Regions from separate parts of the Homo sapiens genome. Here region 2 is linked to region 1. Evidence: read pairs that join two places in POLR2A ChIA-PET (ENCODE). Cell type or tissue: CD4-positive, alpha-beta T cell. All regions are shown on one strand. Each heading gives the region's core, and the rest is flanking DNA. Links, peaks and the distances in the headings are about the cores only. Region 1 overlaps LINC00649 (long intergenic non-protein coding RNA 649). Region 2 overlaps LOC105372790 (a long non-coding RNA gene).

Region 1 (2,917 bases), core at 155-2,654:
TATGGTATCAACCCAGCACATATCCAATACATACTAGATGCTCACTCATGCTGCCTGTGTGTATGGAGACATGGAGAAACAAAAATTAACTAAATCCAATTCACGTTTTGGAATCCTTATTTATTCCCATGCATTACAGGATAGATTCAATATGCCCTGTCAAGTCCCAGGAAAGTAATGAAGACCTAGGAAAGGATACAACAGAAAACGTTCTGAATGTTACACAATTTGAAATGCCATGATGTCATAAAGCATTCTTAGAAAAGGTAATAGTTGGCCGGAGGTGGTGGCTCACTCCTATAATCCCAGCACTTTGGGAGGCCGAGGCGGGCAAATCACCTGAGGTCAGGAATTCGAGACCAGCCTGACCAACAGGGTGAAACTCCGTCTCTACTACAGATACAAAAATTCGCCAGGCATCACCTGTAATCCCAGCTACTCGGGAGGCTGAGGCAGGAGAATTGTTTGAACCCAGCAGGGGGAGGTTGCAGTGAGCTGAGATGGCGCCACTGCACTCCAGCCTGGGTGACAGAGTGAAACTCTGTCTCAAAAAAGAAGAAAGAAAGAGAGAGAGAGAGAGAGAGAGAGAAAGGAAGGAAGGAAGGAAGGAAGGAAAGAAAGAAAGAAAGAAAGAAAAAGAAAGAAAGAAAGAAAGAAAGGAAAGAAAGAAAGAAAGAAAGAGAAAGAAAGAAAAGGTAATAACTATCAAAAGTCTCCCCACAGTCAGGGATGAGGACCAATTCTATACATAAGTAAATTAGGGAAGGGGAAAGTTAGAACTAATAAAAATATTTGCCCTGTCAGATTGGGGTAATGTCTGAAATTTCCACAATATTTGCTTATTTAGATTAAGATATTGAAGACCTGTGTCAAAATGTAAATGTTCTGTAGCCACAGCAATGTATAAATCCATTATTAACCTCAGGTGCATTTGCTAAATTTATTAAATCCATTCCCAGAGTGTAAGAGACCTAGGGATTGAGACTTGAAGCATGTAATTGTGTTTTTACATTATGGAAATGTCCAAACATGTACAAACTTGAAGTAATAGTGTAATCAAGCTCTATGTGCTCATCAGCTAGCTTCAACAATTATCATCCTATCACCAGCCCTGTTTTATCTACTTCCTCCCAACACACACACATTGGAGTGTTTTGAAACAAATCTAAAACCTCATAGCATTTCATTCATACATATTACAGTATATAACTCTAAAATATAAAGACTTTTTTTTTTTTTTTTTTTTTTTTTTTAGAGACAGGTACTCACTATGTTGTTCAGGCTGGTCTCAAACTCCTGGCCTCAGGCAATCCTCTCATGTAGCTGGAATTACAGTCCTGAGCCACCGCACCCAGCTAAAAACATAAAGACTTTTTAAAAACATAACCACAATACCAGTATCACACCTGAAAAAAAACCCCAACAATTTCTTTTTTTTTTTTTTTTTTCTATTTTTTTGACATGGAGTCTCGCTCTGTTGCCCAGGCTGGAGTGCAATGGCATGATCTTGGCTCACTGCAACCTCCACCTCCTGGGTTCGAGCAGTTCTCCTGCCTTAGCCTCCCAAATAGCTGGGACTACAGGCATGCACCAAAATGCCCAGCTAATTTTTGTTATTTTTAGTAGAGACAGGGTTTCACCCTGTTGGCCAGGCTGGTCTCAAACTCCTGACCTCAGGTGATCCACCTGCCTTGGCCTCCCAAAGTGCTGGGATTACAGGTGTGAGCCACCACACCTGGCCAACAATTTCTTAATATCAGTAAATATCTGGTCAGTACTCAATATTCAAATATCCCTGTTAAAACAATTCAGGGGTTCTTTTTGAATTAATGAACTTGAATTATTAGAGCAGTTTTAGGTTCACAGCAAAATTGAGCAGAAAGTACACTTCCCATATGCCCACTGCACCCAGACATGCACCACCTCCCCCACTATGGACGTCCCCCACCAGAGGATGATCTTTGTCACAATCAGTGAACCTACACTGATACATCATTATCACCCAATGTCTGTAGTTTACATTGGAGTTCATTCTCGGTGTTGTATACTCTTTGGTTTGGACAAATGTATCATGATATGGATCCACCATTACAGAACCATAAAGAACAGTTTGACGTCCCTACAAATCCTCCGTGCTCTGCCTGTTGATCCTGCCCTCCCTCCAACCCCTGTCAACCACTATCTCCACCGTTTTGCCTTTTTCAAAATATCATATAGTTGGAATCATACGTAGCCTTTTCAGATTGGTTTCTTTCACTTCATAATCGCATTTAAATTTCCTCCATGTCTTTTCATGGCTTGACAGCTCATTTCCTTTTAGTACTGAATAATATTCCACTGTCTGGATGTACCACAGTGTGTTTTTCCATTCGCCTACTGGAGGACATCTTGGTTGCTTCCAAGTTTTGACAACTATGAATAAAGCAGTTATAAAATCCTGTGTAGGTTTCTGTGTGGATATGTTTTCAGCTCATTTGGGTAAATATCAAGGAGTATAATTGCTGGATCATGTGGTAAGAGTATGTTAGTTTTGTAAGAAACTGCCAAAGTGTCTTCCAAAGTGTCTGTATCATTTTGCATTCTCAGCAGCAAAGAATGAGAGTTCTTGTTGTTCCACTTTCTCGTCAGCATTTGGTGCTGTCAGTGTTTGGATTTTGGCCCTTGTAATAGGTATGTAGTTGTATCTTTTGTCATTTTTATTTGCAATTCCCTAACAATAAATGATGTTGAACATCTTTTCATATGCTTATTTGGTATCCATATATCTTCTTTGGTGAGGTGTCTGTTCAGGTCTTTTGCCCATTTTTTAATTGAACTGCTCCTTTTCATTTTTTCTTTTTCTTTTTGTTTTTTTTTTTTGAGACAGGGTCTTGCTCTATTGCCCAGGCTGGAGTGCAGTGGTGTGATGTCAGCTCAT
Region 2 (2,917 bases), core at 255-2,754, 77 kb before region 1:
CCATATTCCACCCTCACATGTTAATACTCCAGCCAAACCAAGCCACCTACACTTGGCCTCCTGGTCTTTGCTTATGGTTTTCTGCTCCTGGAATATTATTTCCAGCTCTCCTGGCTGCCCAAATCACACTTACATTTTATATTCATTTATTCCACAAACATATCTTGAGTGCCTGCTATGTGTCATAACCTATCCTAGGCGCAGAGGATGCGGTAGAAAACAAAACAGAAAAATATCTCACTTCATGAGCTTCCACTTTGGTTAAGAGAGACAGACACAAACTATCAGCAAGTGAATACAGGGAGTGCATCAGATAGCGCTAGTGCTTTAAAGAAAAATAAAACAGGAGGGTAAGGGGTTAAGTTTTTAACTAAGCAGTACATGAGAGTCCTCACCGAGGAGATGGCATTTAAGCCTGGCTTGAACATTACTCCCTCCTGGAAGCCTCCTGGAAATTTCCCAAGACCAGGGTAGGCGTCATCTTTATAAACTTCTATGAAGCCTTTATTTACCCATCATAGCACTTACCGCACTTTAAAGGACTTTTGTGTTTGCGTGTGAGTGTCAACTGTAAACTTTGTGAGGACAGAGACTGAGTCTGTTATTTATTGTATATCAACAGCTCCTTGTAGATATATGTTCCTTGAACAAACGGATGCATTGACAGCCTACATTATTTACAAGTTTTATTATACAAAAAATTTATGTAGTATTTATTGTAATGTCCTGTGTTACAAATCACTTTCTCACCCACTGTCTCGTTTGAGAGATGTGGGTCTTATTGTCACCTTTTAACAGACACTCAGAAAAGTTAAGTTTCTTGCCCAGAGTGTCACAATAAAGGCTAAACCCAGCTCAATCACAGCTCTCACATCTTCAGACCCAGAGTGCTTTCTAGAAAAGCCCCCTGCCTTCCTGCATGTTCTAAGAAAACGCAAACCACTAACCCCAGGGCATTAGCCGTCCTCAGCCAATTTTTACTGTTCCTCCCTGAGTTATCATATTCTCATCTCCCCAGAAAACTTCCACCAAATGCTAAAGCCAACATTTAAATCCAAAGGTAAAACCTTCTGGAATTCCTTGATGTAGCCACTGCACAGGCTGGCCTGTGTTCTCATATCAGTTTTCAGAACAATTCTTGCCCTCCTGCAAGTCCACATTTAGCAGATCCACTCAGACAACTACAGAGTGGGGATCAATTGAATTCCTTTCCTAGCTGACACTTTTGAGCTAAGACTGTCTTTTCCATGTGTTAATTTTAAAATGTGGGTTTCATAAAAGCTGCAGGCGGAACAGCAGATGGGGGTCCGTTAGCAATCATTAATATCCTCTATTCGTTGCCTGCCCCCCCAATTGATAAAGTGTCACTCCACTTGGGCAAAAGGGGCCAAAAAGGGAGCGGGGCACAGAAACTCACTGTTCAACAAAAGCCCTCCCATGCAGTGAAGAGCTGGCCCCATCAGAGTGCCTGTGTCTTGCAGGATTTGGAGAAGGGAGCCTCAGCTACCCTCCCTTGAGCGAGGTGAAGTTTGTTGCAGGAGTGATGGGACAGCTCTTGGTAGTTTTCCACTTGCTACTCATGAGTTCTCACCCTGTTTGGCTCTTTGTCACTTGGTCCCATAAAAACACCCACTGCAGGATGCTTGCTCATGCCACCCACCCACCAAATGGCATGTGGCAAAGAGGGTCAGAAGTTCACACACTTCCTCTTTGTTTTCTTGTGTTTCTTTCTGCATAAGCACCTCTCAACAGGCCAAATGGTTGTTGTTGCCACATAGATTTTTGTATTGATGGTTTCCTGCCATCCCCTCATTCTCAAGAGTGGATGGGGGCAGAACAGGGGAGAGTTAACTATTTTGATGAAGAGCAGTTTATAGGATGAATAGGCACAGACAACAAAAGTAAGCCTGGATGCTTTGAAATGAGCTGCTTTGTATTGAAGAGCTTGCTTCTGCCCTGCAATACTTCCTTGCAGTTGAATAGATACTGCAGAGAGTAAACACACTTATCTCTCTCGAGAAAGAAAAAAAATTGTGTTCCCAGGAAGCTGGAAAATTCTCCCATAGGTATAAACATTTAGGAAAAAAGAGATAAGCCGCCTAATTCTAATAACTAGGAATAACCAATTAGGTCATCTGTCCTCACCTCTGTCACTTCTCTCTGAGGCTTGTGGTGTTCAAATTCTGCTACCCTTAACTTTCTAGAAGGAGGGAGAAACACCTCAATTCCTTTCCACTCTTCCGGTTCAGATGGTTCAAACAGCTGGACTTCTTTGACAAAAAAAAAATGACTTTAATCATGATAGAAACATAGTACTTGAAACACAGAACAAACAGAAGAGAAAAACATTTTCTGTGATAGTTTTCTCTTTTGGTTTCTGAAAAGTGAGCAAAATTTTTAATTAAAAAAACCCATAAAATTGCCTTAGGACACTCTCGACACAGATGAGAGAAGACAGTCATTAAAATAAATTACAGAATGGGAAATGGCACCATTACCATTCTCCACTGATTTTTTTTAGAAGTGTCTTTTACCAAAAACCTTTTTGACATTCTAATAAAAGCAAAATGTTTTAAGTTAGGAGTGGCTTTTCAGAGCAATATCCCTTTGCCTCAATGGTTACTAACCAAAATACATGGATAAGATAAATCTGAATAAAAGCAAGAACTAAACCAAACTGAATTAACTTCTTCTCAGCCAGAGGTTAATTTTAAAGCATTAAGCTGAACCATCATTCCTGATGATTGTGGAATGAAGTATTTGGAAGTATACGTTTCATCAACAACTGGGAGACACGGAGTGTGGTTAGGAGAATACCTTGGAATTACACAGTGCTGGGTTCAAACCTGAATTGAGTCATTTCCTAGTTGTGTTCTCTTGAGCAAGTTACCTAGCTTATCTAAACCTGAGTTTCTTC

Evidence for each region. Peaks named below come from ENCODE experiments on the same cell type or tissue, not always from the same donor. Only the 100,000 strongest peaks of a DNase experiment are listed, where the experiment ranks them.
Region 2: POLR2A ChIA-PET joins it to region 1 with 5 read pairs; 16 of 35 experiments call an interaction of 5 or more read pairs at or near these places.

What each region holds. Positions count from the first base shown.
Region 1 is chr21:33,944,248-33,947,164 of GRCh38, reverse strand. It overlaps LINC00649 (long intergenic non-protein coding RNA 649), which reads right to left. Exons shown (of 3, transcript NR_038883.2): 2 at 1,270-1,355. Among named protein-coding and RNA genes, the nearest start is that of LINC00649, 15 kb to the right of the region's middle. In CD4-positive, alpha-beta T cell, for the core only: no CTCF peak of the experiment used is centred there; a DNase peak (open chromatin) is centred at 1,114; H3K27ac peaks cover 140 bases.
Region 2 is chr21:34,021,838-34,024,754 of GRCh38, reverse strand. All of the region lies in intron 2 of LOC105372790 (a long non-coding RNA gene), which reads right to left. Among named protein-coding and RNA genes, the nearest start is that of MRPS6, 50 kb to the left of the region's middle. In CD4-positive, alpha-beta T cell, for the core only: no CTCF peak of the experiment used is centred there; a DNase peak (open chromatin) is centred at 1,664.